2 separate regions of the Homo sapiens genome follow, and region 1 is linked to region 2. The links are chromatin loops, found by intact Hi-C in ENCODE. Cell type or tissue: chondrocyte. All regions are shown on one strand. Links, peaks and the distances in the headings refer to the core of each region. The heading gives the core; the rest is flanking DNA. Region 1 overlaps SMYD2 (SET and MYND domain containing 2). Region 2 has its middle 19 kb from the start of CENPF.

What was found. Hi-C counts contacts between places; a loop is a spot of excess contacts. Peaks named below come from ENCODE experiments on the same cell type or tissue, not always from the same donor. Only the 100,000 strongest peaks of a DNase experiment are listed, where the experiment ranks them.
Region 1: it touches region 2 in a loop (5-fold over the local background); 95 of 110 quality-filtered maps call a loop at or near these places.

The regions. Positions count from the first base shown.
Region 1 is chr1:214,325,627-214,333,966 of GRCh38, forward strand. SMYD2 (SET and MYND domain containing 2) reads left to right here. Exons shown (of 12, transcript NM_020197.3): 7 at 1,996-2,098; 8 at 4,542-4,652; 9 at 5,324-5,444; 10 at 6,392-6,566. Among named protein-coding and RNA genes, the nearest start is that of SMYD2, 49 kb to the left of the region's middle. RefSeq lists a silencer at 3,220-3,514 and an enhancer at 3,441-3,530. In chondrocyte, for the core only: CTCF peaks have their summits at 3,387 (motif pointing left), 6,388 (motif pointing left), 7,497 (motif pointing right), 7,704 and 2 weaker places; a DNase peak (open chromatin) is centred at 3,383.
Region 2 is chr1:214,580,453-214,588,792 of GRCh38, forward strand. No RefSeq gene overlaps it. Among named protein-coding and RNA genes, the nearest start is that of CENPF, 19 kb to the right of the region's middle. In chondrocyte, for the core only: CTCF peaks have their summits at 4,903 and 5,105; no DNase peak of the experiment used is centred there.

The DNA.
Region 1 (8,340 bases), core at 64-8,063, 250 kb before region 2:
GAAGAATCCGTACAGTCTGTGTCTCGTGAGCAGCTGTCACAGGTTTACTTGAACCAGAGAGACTAAAAAGTTTGTTCATGTAATATTTGTCCTTGGGGCCAAAATGGCATCATCTGCAGTTGGAATTCTGGAAGTGAGGAAAGAAGCTTTTTTTTTTTTTTTTTTTTTTTAACTTTGGCCCCTGGGAAAAGGCAGGAGAAAAAGAGGGCATTGGACCCACTGAAGAAGGCGTGTATTGACACCTTTATAACTGAAATGAACTATGGAATGTCTCTGTTCTTAATATCTTAAAAGACTAAAAGATTAAGAGTAAGGTGCTGCCGGGCACGCCTTACAGGTGTGGTGGCTCACACCTATAATCCCAGCACTTTGGGAGGCCGAAGCGGGCAGATCACGAGGTCAGGAGTTGGAGACCAGCCTGACCAACATGGTGAAACCCCGTCTCTACTAAAAATACAAAAATTAGCTGGGCATGGTGGCGCACACCTGTAATCCCAGCTACTCAGGAGGCTGAGGCAGCAGAATCACTTGAACCCGGGAGGTGGAGGTTGCAGTGAGCTGAGATCGCGCCACTGCACTCCAGCCTGGACAACAAACCGAGACTCCATCTCAAAAAAAAAAAAAAAAAAAGAGTGAGGTGCTTTGAGGATTCTCACCTGTCAGTGGTTGCCAACAGAATTATGATACCAAGAACATGAATTGTTTTAGGGTCTTTGACTTAGTGCATTTCCCCCACCTTCATTAAAGAGATACCCGAGTCTGCCTTCAGCTATTTAATACTTCCGCAAGATGGTTTTAGAAATGTGCTTTTATTTTAATACAACTACCCTTCGATGCATTTGTTTATTTGATTTCCTAGGACCTGATTCCTTGGGCATCACTTTCCAGGAAGCCAAGTGGGCCTTGGTGCAGTGCAGAGGTGGCCCTCCCCGAGGTCAAGACCAGGAAGCTGCTACCTGTTTATCTCAGGCACCAGGCTAACCACATACTTTGCTTAGGCCTTTAGCAGCCAGGAGGTGGGGGAGTGCACTTGGCCATAGGCCATAGCCAGCCTGGGGCAGTTCATCCTCATCAGGCTTCGAAACCCCTTTCCCTTTTTGTATTCTCGGAGCAAGCAGGAGAGGGGCTGTGGTCTCTGGAGGGTCAGGGAGGTGACATTGGCCACCAGAGCAATGACACACATGGCTGTGAGTGCCCGTAGGAGCATGAGCCCCAGTTTCTGGGCAGTTTTAATTGGGGGAAAAAATCCCTTTGGGCTGAAATCATATCAGCATTGTGATTTCAAAGGCAGCATTTTCAGAGATCAAGCACTTTTTCCCTGTAGTTTAGAAATTTCTGTTCTCAGAACTTTGACCTTCATATAATCAGAAAGCTCAAAGCACCTCGCATAGGCGAATCTCTCTCTCTCCTTCTCGCTGTCCCTGAAAAGCAGACAGTGAGCAGCAGGAGCAGTAATGTCCCAATTTTCCAGATGAGGAAATTGAGGTGCAGAGAAACTCAGACGGGTGTCTCCGGGTCTCTCAGGGGATCACACACCCTTCCTCCCTTAGGAAGCTGGCATTTCTCAACATCTGAAAAAAACGTGAGAAATAATCCACTAATACAAAAAGCTGCTTGAAAGCGACAACGCACCTGTGTTTGACAGTGTATAGTGAAGTAGCAATTAGCTGTGGGTATTGGGTTCTGAGAGCTGCATTCTATCAGGGAGGAATATTTGTGGCATTTGTTGTTTTTGCTGTTGTGTGTTTTTTGGTTTTGGCTTAGATAGTACTTGAATTGTGGATTTCAGTTTTTAATATGGTGAAAGTGTGAGATGGTAGATAGGATTATCAGTGCATGCAGAACAACCTCTTAGAATGTGATAGCCAACTATTAGATTTTTAAAAAATGTCTTGCAAAGATTCAGTTCCTCTGACTTAGCAAGTAAGTAGTGAAGGAAGCTAAACAGTCTGCCTATCTCATTTTAAAAACTGGGTTTTCTCTTCTGACTGACAGTGTTGCATTGATGAATCATAGCTGTTGCCCCAATGTCATTGTGACCTACAAAGGGACCCTGGCAGAAGTCAGAGCTGTACAGGAAATCAAGCCGGGAGAGGAGGTGAGTTCATGGCTATGGGTGGCTGCAGCAGGGGGCTTGAGACTGCTCTTTAAAAGGCAATGTGGACAGATCTGTGCAGTGTCACTTGACAGTATGAGTTGTGAATGCCTCCAGCAGTTTAGCTGAGTCTGCCCTCAGGCTCTCCAGGAGTCAGTGATCAGATTTGTAACCTGTAGTTTAGATTCCCACACTTTGGGGCTTCTGTTTGGTACATACATTTCCATCTCTGGTCAAGAAAAACAGGAAGTAATAAATTTGAGTCAAATTTGTCCCAAAGCTTTATAGAGATTTACAGAGAAAGAAGACATTTACTACCAAAATGACCACAGTCAAACTTTTGATTATCTTTAGAGTCTCTGTATCCCTATTGCCAAACAACTGAGCTTGAGCCTTATTTTATTTTATTTTTTTTGGTGAATTCTTGCTTGTTCCCCACCATCCCTCAAAGGTCCAAAGCAAAAGAAAGCAAGCAACGCAGCAGTAGCTAAAGAGCTGGCACTCCAAGGGACACATCAGAATTTCGTGTTCTATCAGTTCCACATCTGAACTTCAGGTCGCAGTTCACTTTTTAGGAATCTAAATCAAAAGTCCAGGTATATGCAGTAATAGGAGAAGTCAAGGCAGTCTGTGGCCAAGGGGCACCTTAGTTTCCCTCCTCAGCTTCAGGACGTGGAGAGAACCAGTCTTCCCATCACCTGCTCAGCGATTCCCTGTTCCCTTCCCATGTGTGATTCCTGACTACCTCATGAGACGTCTCACCTGGGAAGGGCTGGCCTGATGGATTGCTGTAGTATGCTCTGTGTTCTTAAGTAAATTCCCAGCAAGACACATGAGTTTTTAGGAACTTGTAATCACACTTGGGTTAATTTCAGTTTAGCAATTTGTAATGCTATTTTACGGTGCATGCCTGGGTATTTGAAGTGTGAAGTGTAAAATATAACTGTCAGCGTGCTGAATGACAAGTGCTTTGCTTTCTCTGGAAGGCACTCACTAATCCACAGCTGCACTGGGAGCTGAAGCCCAAGATGCAGGCAGGTTGGCCCTTCTACCTTCAGCTAAATCCATTACGATGAGGGTGTGTCCCCTTTCGGCTGGGGTGTCTGAGTTTCCAAAGGTCTTATGGAGACTGCTCTGAAGCCTTTCTTGAAACAGATAATTGCAGCCAGTCAGAATGCAGTCACCCAGGCTCCAGTGCACCTGTGGGCTGACTGCAGAGATGAGCAGGTTGTCACCTAAGCTGGCTCAGTCTGGCTGGGAGCAGTGGTACTGGAGTGGCCTTTGTCGCCATCTTCTGGAAGCTTCCGCATGTTGCACTGTGAGTCAGTCATTACAGAGATTGTTGGCAGGCTCTTGTGGTGTGAGGCAGGGCAGGGGTGGCTGCAGTTTCCTTTTGCCCTTATGTTCTCCCAGATCTGAAACGCAGTAACCTCATTTTTGGGAAGTCAGTGCTTTGGGGATTACTTACCCTTCAGAGAAGGAGAAACCCCATTCCCCAGGGTTTCGGGGTGAGCTGCAACGTGTCCAGTACCTCCCCATGGGCTGGGGAGAGCTTAGCTGCCCCTGCAGCACCCAGCCCTGTGCGTGTCCTCCCCTGCCTGCCTGGTGGTGCCCGTGGTCACTGGCACGCTAGCGGCTTCATGAGATCCATCTGTTCAGTCAGACATTTGCCTGATTGTGTGGGATGAGTAGCCAGTGCTGTCCCAGTGAGTAGATAATGGACATCTAAATGCTGGTCTCCTCCATATGCTCCAAGCCTTAGTTACAGACCCCATTAGGAAAAGGCAAGGACGGTGGAGCCCCATGAACCAAAGGTAAGGACTTTCCAAGCTCGCTGCCCTGCAGGATCAGGAGCTGCCCGCTGGGCCAGGCCGCAGCATTCTGGTGTCCTAGAAGATGTGTTCACCCTCCGCTGGCCACCCAGAGCTGTGGGTCCCAGCCCACTGAGTGGAGCCTCTTGCTCCATTGCCAGTTGATGTGAGGAGAAGGGGAGCTTAGCTGCATGTGTGTGGTGTGTGCGTGCTCATGCCCTCCCCTGCACGCAGCATCCAGTGATGACGGCAACGAAGCATTTGCGCCGTCTCAGGTGGTGAAACATGAAACTACATGAAGGCCAGGCAGAGGCAGCTGAGGGAGGCAGGGATCCTCTGAACCCTCCAGGACACTGTTTTAAGGACTCCTTGATTCTACAGACTCTTTCCACTAACCTGCACCTTGGCTTCAGCTCCCAGTTCAGCTGTGGATTAGTGAACACCTTCCAGAGAAAGCCAACGTCAGGTGGCTGCTCAGTTCAGGAATTCCGTGCCTTAAAGTAAACAGCGCATTCCTCCGCTGCAGCCCGCCTTATCCTCTGCATGGGCCCTGCAGGTGACTGCAAAGGCACGGGAATGACAAGGATTGAGTTTACCTGTAGCAGACTGAAGCTTTATCTTTTTGGACCCCGTAGGTTTTTACCAGCTATATTGATCTCCTGTACCCAACGGAAGATAGAAATGACCGGTTAAGAGATTCTTATTTCTTTACCTGTGAGTGCCAGGAGTGTACCACCAAGGACAAGGTAAGGTTGTTCATTGGGCAAGAGCGCTGACTGCACTCTGATCTCAGGACCTCTCTGCTGAAGAGCTTGTCTGACTTGGCGGATCTCCTCTAGGATCTTTTTGACCCTTTAAACCCTCCTTACAAAGACAGCCAAAGGGAATCTAGTTAGACCAGGTCTCTGTTCAGACCTGCTCCTAGTAGCTAAAGAAAACATTTCCATTACACTGTACAAACAGGAGAAAGGTCTGCCGAACTGCTCTTTCTTGAAAAGAAACAACTGCTCAAAGGAGGAGGGGGGAAAAGCACATGAGTATAATCTCTAGGCTTTCCAACCTGTTCACCAGAATATGTGGAAGTTTCCCTGGCATTTTCCAAATTGTTCCGTCAATGCCATCCTTCCTTATTCTAGTCTCTTGATTCGTAGATGTGTAAACACATATATCTGCCCATAGCCAACACATTTTAGATAAGGAGTATCTAGAAAATTAATCTTTTTGTTTTGTTTCTGTAAAAAGGTAATGGAGTACTGAATTTCTTCAGATGCATTGCCTGATTTCCTTTCATTCTTTTGTAACCTTGGAATGGGCCAGTGTCGACCGCTGTGTGGGAATGTGTATTATATGAGAGGTTTCCCTATCAGTGTGGTTTCCATGGGCGGTAACGCCTTGCCCTTGTGGACGTTTCCTTCAGGATAAGGCCAAGGTGGAAATCCGGAAGCTCAGCGATCCCCCAAAGGCAGAAGCCATCCGAGACATGGTCAGATATGCACGCAACGTCATTGAAGAGTTCCGGAGGGCCAAGCACTATAAATATATCCTTTACAACTGCCCTGATAGCTTATTATCCCTCGCCAACAAGGCAAGGTGGGAAGTTGGAAAGAGGGAGCAGGAGAAGGATGGATTTAAGATTCTGAAAACCAAAGGAGGAATGTCTCCTAGTAAATGTGTAAAGGCGTACTGACCACCCACAATGTGGTGTCCATCCTGTTGGAGTTGTATGATTTTATTTCCCCTTATTTTGGCTAGTTTGGCTGGGAGCCCCATGTGGTGGAGGACCATGAAGGACAGAGCCTTGATGGCCTTGTGCTTTGGGTATTTTACTTTGGGCAGGGCACAGTGCCAAGGGCCTTGCTTATTTCAGCTCTCCTCACTGGCACACTCTGAGCAGGGACTCTGCTCATTCCCATGCAGCAGATGAGGAAACAGCCTGATAGATATTAAGTAATTTGCCCAAAGGACACAGCTGATGGTGATAGGATCTAGGATTTTGTCCCAGCTCTATCAGAATCCATATTCTTAACCATTGTATTGTAGCATTTTCTTGGGAGTTGAAAAGGGATTCGATTTGTACTCTAAAGGGTAGAATTTAAAACCAGTGAGAGGAAATGAGAGAAAGGCACATTGTTTCTCAGCATAAGAAAGAACTTTGCCACAGTGGGAGTCGTGCTCAGGGTTCCAACTTGGGTGAGGATTTGAATTTGATTAGAATCGTGATTTTAATCAACATTGTTTACATCAGAACTAGGGGTCTGGACCCTGCGGCTAAAATTCTTGAGTTGAGCGGTTCCGACCTTCAGGTTTTCTTCATTTGTTTTTTCTGGAGAAATGTAATTCCTTTCACTTTTGCTTGGCTTTCTGTAAGTTACTTTTTCATGGGGTAAGGGTGAGAGTGGAGTGGACGAAATAACTCCTTGAACCCAGCCTGGGGAAGCCTCCAGGCAGCTTGGGCCCGGTGGCCCTTTCCTTGACTCCACAGCACCCCCTAGTGAGCTGCTGGAGATCTGCGAGCTCAGCCAGGAGAAGATGAGCTCTGTGTTTGAGGACAGTAACGTGTACATGTTGCACATGATGTACCAGGCCATGGGTGTCTGCTTGTACATGCAGGACTGGGAAGGAGCCCTGCAATATGGACAGAAAATCATTAAGCCCTACAGGTGATTGCAGAGGCTGTTCTAATCATCCACGGAGTGGAATTTGGTTGTTTAGAATGTATACGATAGTGTCATCTTCCTGCCCATTGCTGAGACTTGCCTAGCGCAGCTGCCTCTTCTCTGCACCCACATCTGGAGGTGCTGGTGCAGGGCACTGCTCCCGAGTCAGGCCTGTTCTCACCATCATCCCAAGGAGACAGGTTGAGGTTATGCAGCGGATACTGGGGCAAGATCCCTCCCAGGTCCATCCAGGGCCATATCCATAGTAGTTAACTCAGGCTAGTTTTGAGAAGCCACTAGTTTGCTTCTTTTCCCACCCACTGCTTCCAAGTTTAATTACTAAGTGGTGGTCTCAGAAACCCTGGTTTTCATCATTACTCACACCATCCCCTTCTTTTGCTTTTTCAAATTACAGCCCCAGTTTGCAAATGGGGAAGCTCTGGGACCAGTGGGTTGACCGTGGTTATCTAATCTCCCCACCCCAGGTTTGGAAAAAAGAAACAAAAATTGCTTTTTAATTTGTAGTAATAATGAATATTAGCCCTGGAGAGATTTCCTGCCTGAGAGGGTTACTAAACCTAAAAGTGGGTGACAGACGGAAGTTGTGGCTTTGTCCTCTGACTCGGACTAGACACTTCAGGGCTGAGGTGGCCTAGATGGGATCACTGGAGCTCTTTTTAAAGGCACTGATATTATGCATTTACAGGGTACGTCCAACACCAAGTGGGCCAAGTGAATCAGGGTCGCTGGGCATTAGACCCAGAAATCTGTGTTCTGGAAGCATCCCAGGTGTTTCTCAGGAGTTTGAGAAGCCCTCAGTCTCCTTCCACTTCCGAGATTAGGGTCTGTGAAGGTTGTGTCTGGTCTGAATGTCCACTGCCCACTCCACCCTCTACTTACCCCACTGTGCCCTGATTAGCCAGCAGGGGGAGCCCAAAGGAAGCCAGCTCTTAAAATCTGCTCTTGGAAACAGAATTTGTTAAATTGGGGATAAACTCAAACCTTCCTTTTCTCCTAGAGTGTGTGAGGAAGTGCACTGGCCTCATGCGCAGTTCTCTGTGTGAGATCTGTAGGGAGAGAGGAGCAGACAGACAGCATCCCAGCCCTGTGGTTCTCCCAGCAGGGCCTTGCTCTGCTAGACCCATCTTTATCTGCGTGAGCCCCTCCCGGAAGCCCAGCTCTGGTCTTCTGTGGGGCCGTGGGTCCCAGGGCTGCCTCCTACCCAGGAATACAGCTAGAACATGTCTTTTTGGACTGACTTTCAGGAGACACAGGGTGGAACAGCCTAGCCTTTAAATAAACACCTCTTACACACATGTAAACACACACACTGGCTCACCCACCAGCTGCCTCTGGGCCCTGTTCTTAGGGAAATGGCTGTTTCCCAGGCAGACCCCATCAGTCAGTCTTCAGGTACAGCCGGAGAGAACACTTGCTGTATCTAAAGCCCCTGCTGGACAATGGGGAAAGAACATCCAGAAGACACAGGAAGTGTTCTGACTTCAGAGCACTTAACTGTTTTGCTAAACCAACCCATATCATAGTGTGACAGAAAGCTGGGGTCTTAAGACACATTGGGGTGGGTGGGGGTTGGGTGGGTGGCTGTATGTCTGAGTACCTAAGGTGATAGGCCTAATTGCTGCCTTCATAAATGGGACATTTACTTCACAAGCTGTTTTCCCAGGGTCTTCCTCTGGGTATGTCTGAAATATAAAAATCTGGACTGGGATTGAAGATTGTGTTTACAAATGCTTTTGAATAGGATTTCTCCTGCAGT
Region 2 (8,340 bases), core at 226-8,225:
TCCCAAAGTGTTGAGATTATGGGCGTGAGCCATCACACCTGGCCTGTTATACTCTTTTTCAATTGACTCTACCATCTAGCTTACAATATTTTCAATTGAGAAATTACTCTTTCTTCAGGTGGTGAGGCTTATGGTAAGCTCAGAACAAATTCTGCTAAATGAAGGAAATTCTCAATATTATTCTTTTTATTTGAAATGTGTAAATATTTCAGCATAAGTATTTTCCCAGATATGATACCTCCTGTTTGCCTCCATTCAGAGTAGATGTCTTTAACTAATAGTTTTGTAAGACAAAACTTGTTAGTAAGTTGTCTCCATACTTTAAAATATTTTGTATATAGATGCTTCACAATTATTAGTTTTTGCAGTTTCATTCCATTCTGGCATAGAATACAAATTTATGAAATTGTTTTTACAAAAAGCTTCATCAAAAGATTATTCCAGAAATGTAGATATTCTAAGGCACAATTATAGAATTTCAAAATTAAACACTGTAAATGGATTAAGCTTTCCTTATTTATTCACTCAAGTCTTCCCTTGCTTTTATAGGATAAATTTTAATATCTCTTTGCTTCCAAGTTTTTGTTTTGTTTTTAGAGACAGGGTCTCACTATGTTGTCCAGGTTGGACTCGAACTTGTAGGCTCAAGAAATTCTTCTGCTTCTGCCTCTTGAACGCCTGGCACTACAGACACTCTCCCATGTCTGGCTTGGTTCCAAGTTTTGTTTTTAATAATAGCGTTTCTCTAAAAGTTTTCTAGAACATTTCTGCTTTATAGATTTCTTATTTATCAATAAACTAATTGACAATAAATATAATGTGTGCATCACCAGAATTTGTATTTATATGATCCTCACAAATTTTGTCACTGAATTTGCAATAGCAGACACAATAAAGTCAGATGAACTTTCAAAAGCTTTGAGTCACTGAATTTCATGAAAATATTGAACAATTATTGGAATTAATTAAATTTTAATTTGAAGCAGCTGGTGACACATAAAACAGAAATCATGAGCTGTTTGCAGAGTTCTGTTAATTAAACCAAATATATTAGCAGCTATTGCTTCATATTTCATGCCTGTCGAAGAAAAGCTTAAAATAACAGCTAAGGTTTGAAGTAAATTCTGGGGCCTCCTTAACATATTTATGTCTTCTAATTTTCATTACTATAGGCCCCAAGGAGGCTGATAAATGTTGGCAAATATTTTATGCACGTTATATTTCATCGTCAACTTTATTTAGAAATGAGAAATCTGCATTTGAAATTTCATTAAACATGCTTTTTTGCTTTGTTTTGTTTTTTGAGCTCTTTGTTGCTGAGAGAGTTCATCACAACATTTTTGAAAAGTGTTACCAAATGATAGGGTAAATAAATAGTTGTAGATTTACCCTATCTAGTATATGCCAAAACCATTTTAGCAGGATTGCTCACACTACTTTGTGTAAGCTTTATGGTAGGCATGCTTAGCCTCCACTTCCTGCATGTATTTCACATTCACCACGTTTCTAATTTCCCACATTTCACACTGACCCCACTGTCTGGCAGATTGGCAGCCTTGTGCCTTAATCATCTTGCAGGCCCCACCTGGGGCCAAGGCACAACTGACTCATACACCAGATGGGTGCCAGGGACAGCAGCAACAAGTATTTCTCCCACATCCTTTGGGATGAAAAGTTAGTTGTCCTAAGTCACCGTATGCAACCACACTTTGTTTTTTCAAGCCAGCATGAGATATGCCGCTATCCTTAAAATGGAGGAGTTAGTTACCTGTGCCTTAAGAAAGGTTTAAGAAAGGTGAAAGAAGTTATCACTGATAGCTCAGACTTAACCACTTGTTAAGTGTTGAACTCTGTTTATGGCACATGTATCTCACACACTACTAGGGAAGACTATGCTACAATATGGAAGTACAAAGTTGATGCAGGGCAGATGATCCCCAAATTGGGGTTCAGCCAGGATGGAATTCAAGGGCAAGCCAGCGGTAGGTATTGAAGTGGCGGAGTTACAGCTCCAGCAGTCCTGCAGCTCTGTGACTGCTCCTGCAGAGCAGGGCTGCTCCACAGGCAGTGTGCTGAGAGTAGTAGCTGAGGGCAGTTCTGAAGTCAAATTTATACCCACTTTAATTTACATGCAAACTAAGAGGCGATTAACGCAGAAATTCCTAGAAAAAGGGTGGTAACTTCTGGGTGTTGCCATGGCAATGGTAAACTGACATGGCACACTGGTGGGCATGTCTTATATGGAAAGGTGTTTCCACCCCATCCCTGTTTTAACTAGTCCTCAATTAGGTCAGGTGTCTGAGCCCTGCCTCCAGAGTCGAGTCCTACGTCCTATTTCAAAGTTATCCACTAAACCAGTCCTGGCTTATTTTAACGCAGCTAATAATAATAATCTTTTGTTAAAGCAACAACAGCAATAACTCTGGGACACATGTTAAACCAGAGAGGTGCCAGGAAAATAGAAGTCAACCAGGAAATATGTATATGTTATCTGTTGACCACACAGATGCCTGCTTCATTCATAAAATGGATTTCTGTAATCTACCCCAATACCTAGGTATGGCCTCAAATTAAACATTAAAAAAAAATTTTCCATGTTATTCTTAGGGGCACTGAAGCTGTATTCCTGATTTAGGGAATTCCTTCACTTTCATTCCAAGATGTGAAGACACGTGGTCATAGAGCTCAGGAGAATCATGCACCTTAGTCCATGGTTAATCTAACACCTGGGTCAAAACTATTATTGAAAATGAGATAGAGACAAATTGATCCTTAACTTAGTCACACGATGATAAAAACTTGCTCCTTGAGCAAACTTGTCTTGCAAGTCGCGAGGTTTATTTTGGCTGTAACATTGTCTTTTTGGAAACTTGGGCTCGTAAAAGCCACTTTTCTTGAGGATCAAGCTTCCAACCAAGAAAGGGAAAATGTAACATACATTGATTTTCACACTTTGGAAGAAATAAGCATTAGATAAGCATTTTTCCTAAGGAGCTACTGAGATTTTAAAAATATATAAATCATTTTAGTTCCTTCGTAAAAATGACTATTGCAAGAGTTATAAGAATGTGTTTTAAATTTCTGGGAAGTAATTGATTCCAGAATGATGATGTTTTCTCTTTTCAAAGTTTTTAAATTTGCTTTTCTTCCCTGATTAACTTGTGTTAATTTTTAGAAATACAGTTGACCCTTGAACAACATGGGTTTGAATGGTGTAGGTCCATTTATATGAGGGTTTTTTTTTCAATAAACATATTGAAAAAATTTTTGGAGATTTTTGACAGCTTGAAAAAACTTGCAGAGAAACCACATATTCTAAAAATATCAAAACATTAAGAAAAAGATATGTTACAAATGCATAACATATATGTAGCTACTAGTCTATTTTATCATTTACTACCATAAAATATGCCCAAATTTATTATAAAAAGTTAAAATGTATTAAAACTTACGCCTACGAACACAGACTGTGCATGGTACCATTCAGTCGAGAGAAATGTAAACCAATGTAAAAATGCAGTATTAAATCATAACTGCATAAAATTAACTGTAGTACATACTGTACTACTGTGATAATTTCATAACCACCTTCTGTTGCTATTGCATTGAGCTCAAGTGTTGTATCAACTTAAAATGCTGTGTGAGGCTATTCATCTCCACGGGAGCAGTTCATCTCTAGTAAATTTCATATCACAATAAAAAGTTACCTTTCGTGCTTGTTGTGTATTTTTCATCATGTTTAGTGTAATATTGTAAACTTTGAATAACACCATGGAACCCATACAAAGTGCTGCTAGTGATACTGGTAGTACTCCCAGGAAGCAGAGAAGGTCATGACATTACAAGAAAAAGCTGAATTGCTTGATATAAAAGTTGAATTGCACAGTCTGTAGATTGAGGTTGGCAGCTGCAGTTGCCCACCATTTCAGACAGATGATTCATCTTGTAAACTTATGATATTGATAAATACAGTGCAGTACTATAAGTGTATTTTCTCTTCTTTATGCTTTTCCTAATAACAATTTTTTTTTTTTTGAGATGGAGTCTTGCTCTGTCGCCAGGCTGGAGTGCAGTAGCGCTATCTCAGCTCACTGCAATCTCTGTCTCCTGGGTTCAAGCAATTCTCCTGCCTCAGCCTCCTGAGTAGCTGGGATTACAGGCACATGCCACCACTGTCAACTAATTATTGTACTTTTAGTACAGACAGGGTTTCACCATGTTGGCCAGGATGGTCTTGATCTCCTGACCTCATGATCCACCCACCTCAGCCTCCCAAAGTGCTGGGATTACAGGTGTGAGCCACCGTGCCCGGCCAACATTTTTTTCTCTAGCTCATTTTATTACTGTATGAATACAGTATATAATACACATAACATACAAAATATGTGTTAATCAGCTGCCTATGTTATTGGTAAGGCTTCCAGTCCACAGTAGGCTATTAGTAGTTAAGTTTTTGGGGAGTCAAAAGTTTTGCACAGGATGGGTTTGGCACCCTTAACCACTCCCTCCCCCCACCACTGTGTTGTTCGAGCATTGACTGTATCTCAATCTTGCTGACTTCAGCTGTAAAATGAGGATCTAGACTAGTGGATGTTCAGTGTTCATTCTAGTTTCCCAAACTCATCTTTTATGTCTTTTTTGAATATCTGGAATTTCATATTGTGTGTTATTGTATGATTTTGTTAATATGAAAGATTATTTAAGCTGTAGGATTATGAGCCTTTTTTTCTTTCTTTTTTCTCACTTTAAACAACCAAATGTTATTCTAAAGAAAGTGTGAGCAAACACATTAGATACACTGAGGGAAAAGACAGAGGAAGACAGAAAATGCAGTGAGTCAGAGTGTGTGGGACAAAATAGGTTACTTTCAAAGACTTTTTTAGGTATAGAGAATCACCTAGTGGTAGGAATAGAAAAAGCTTTTTAAAAGTGTAAGGTCCTTTTTCTTGGGCTTCAGTTCATATCACTGAGTAGTAGTCATATGGTTTGTGATCAATTTCTTTAAAATGTACCAAGATGTTGAATATTTATCTATTTGTAATTGACTTTATTTAAATTATGGCAATATGTTGAATATGTAATGTTTTTTCCAAGCCTTTCTTCTCTAAAAGGACTCAGAATATCCTAATGTCAAGCTTTGAAAATTAATTATTGCTCCAAAGAATGTGTTAAATTCATTGTTTTATCATCAAAAGAAGTCTAGAAATGTGCAAAACCAGCATGAAAGCATGATCATTATCTACCAGAGCCCTCTCTTAAATTACCAGTGACAGGCAAATCCCATTATGATTATACTTTTAATTTCACAGGTAAGGTCACTGAGGTTCCATCTACATAATGTAAGTTTTTGCAATATTTGGAGGACCAAGATAGATTTTTCACTGGTCAAAAAGAATACATCAAGTGTATGGCACCTTCCATTTACTTTGGGTTCTTTCAGAAGCAGAGACTAAGATAGATTTGGTGGACATAGTTTATTTGGGTGATGATTCCAGGAAGCAAAATGGTAGAGGGGTGGGGTCAGGGAGAGTGAGACAGGGAAGAAGGAAAAGTATAAGGATGCAATGTCACCATTTGTAGCAGTAAGTACCTGGGGTTTGATTCTTTTGGATCTCTCGGAATTGCCCAAGTGAAAGATGGAACACTGGGGCATTTGTTCACTGGCTTCTGATCCCATTGGTTGAGAACTGCCCCTGGAAGCTGTAACTGTCTCCACATTTCCAGGCCATGGTTGTGTGCTGGCTGAGCAGGCTCCTTTATCTTCTGAGAAAGCTCTGGAGTAGAGACACACCAAGAAACTGGTGACTTGCACTTGAGCTGGAAAGAGTCTGTGCCCACAAAGAATTGCCTAGCACATCTGTGGCTGAAATCAGAAATGGGCCAAGTAGGTGACATGAAGGTAATTGTTAGTCCACCTCTTACCCTGTTCAGATCTATTTGTCCCTATATGGTGGCCATAATATCTAAAAAAGACTTTGTACAGAGAGTTAATGGAATGAGCTGTGGTCCCTGCTATTACAACTGGTCCCAAGCTCCAAATGACATTTGTCAGTTGTCTCATCCACCACCCACTCTCGATTTCCCTATCCTTGATCAGCATTATCTGATCTATTAATAATTTATTTGCCTGATGGGGGAATCCCAGAATTTCATCCCAGAGGGTCTGGCCTTGGGTCGCCTTTCCTTTGTTGGGCTGTGACGGCTGCATTTGCTTGCTCACTGTTTTCACTAGACATAAAAGCATATGGAGGTACCCCAGTGGATGCCCTGAGTTCCATATTCTTCCATGTCCCTTTATGTACCAGCAAGTCTAGTTTCTCATGATAATCAGGATTGACTAACCTTACCAGTATTACAACTCTTTTCTTTTCCTGCTGGTCTACCCACATAAGGAAAACAAAGAGACGAGTTACAGCATCAGGTTTTGTGGAACCCTTATGTGTCACTAGGAGTAGTGTTCCCCACTCCCCACTTTACCCAGTAAAGCCTAAGGTAGAAGGAAAGGGAAGAACATGTGGATTATTTGTAGTGATAGTGAGAAGAGCCAATTCTTTTTCCATTTCTTAGCTTCTAGACTTGTATATTTTAGCTATTGGGGACATAGCTTGATACACTAGTTCAATGCTGATAGTGCACTGTGAAGAATAGTTTTCCCATTCTATAGGATGAACTCCTGCTTTAGTGAAGCCACAAGTAAGCCATTCCAATATGGTATCTTATTACTATATTAGTTTCCTAGGGCTGCTATAACAGAGTATCAAAAACCTGGAGGCTTAGAATAACAGAATTTATTGTCTCACAGTTCTGGAGGCCAGAAGTCTGAGATGAAGGTATTGGGAGAATTGGTTCCTTCTGAGGGCTGGGAAGGGAATTCTGTCTCATGCCTCCTTCCTAGCTTCTGGCAGTTTGCCAACAATCATTGATGTCACTTGGTTTGCGACAGTGTAATGACAGTCTTTATGACAGTCTTTATACAGCGTTCTCCCTGTGTCTCTGTGTCCAAATGTCTTCTTTTTTATTTTTTAAAAAGATAGAATTTCACTCTGCCACCCAGGTTGAAATGCAGTGGCGCAATCATAGCTCACTGTAGCCGCGAACTCCTGGGCTCAAGTGATCCTCCCACATCAGCCTATCAAGTAGCTAGGACTACAGGCTCATTCCACCACACCCAGCTAATTTTTTAAAAATTTTTGTAGTGATGGGGTCTTGCTATGTTGCTCAGGCTGGTCTTGAACTCCTGGCCTCAAACAATCCTCCCACCTTGGTCTCCCAAAGTGCTGGGATTATGGGTGTAAGGCATAGTTCCCAGTCAAAATGTCCCCTTTTTATAATGACTTAGTCATATTGGATTAAGGTTCACCTTACTGATCTCATCTTAACAAATTACATCTGCAACTACCCTGTTTCCAATTAAGGTCACATTCTGAAGTACCTGGGGTTAGGATTTCAGAAGCTGAAGAATTCAGAATATGAATTTATTGGGGTCACAACTTAAGCCATATCAGTATCAGACCACTTACTTTCAAGAAATAGGTAGAAGATGGTAGAACCAGTGAATCTTATGATCATGTACATATTTCTCAGTCAAATGGGTCCCTTGGTCCAAGGCAATCTTATGCAGGATCCCACGGGTGTGAATCAGGTATTCTGTCAACATTCAGAGGGCAGTGCTGGCACAGCTACTGCAGAGAGAGTAGGTATCATTTCCTTCAAGGTGGACGGGATCCAATGCAATTTACTAGCCACCAAGGAGCTGGTTGTTTTTACTTAGGATTGTTCCATACTGAGAACCTAGTGTCAGTATGCTACTGACAGGGTGGTTATTTAGCAAAAATGGTGGCTAGACCAGTTTAGAGAGGATGAGAGGCAGTCCATGCTGTTCGACCCATCTATAGCCACTAGCCCCGATAGCATAGCTGCTCTGATGATGAGACCGTTGTGCAAACGCTTTGGTAATGAAGGACACTCACTGGACAATCCACCAGAAAAATTGTCCTGTCCACCTGGTTGTTTCCTGTCTTACCTATGGTGGATGCTCTCTAGTGGGTATTGACAAAAGATGCAAGACCCCCACAATCTTTTTCCGTTCCTAAAAGGTCTATCTACAATCCTCTTCTTTAAATCTCTATGTCTACAATAATTTAATGTTGTTCCTATCAGCCAAATTATTTGCCCAGCAATATATTCTAACCTTGGACCACCTTTTCCCCATATGAAGTAGATGATCTGCTGTTCTGCTCACAGCTCTGCCCTTTGAAGTCCCCTGTTGTGGTGTTGTAGGGAGCAGCCACCTATTTTCAAGACATACCAACATATGAAGCCAACCTATCTGTGAACCAC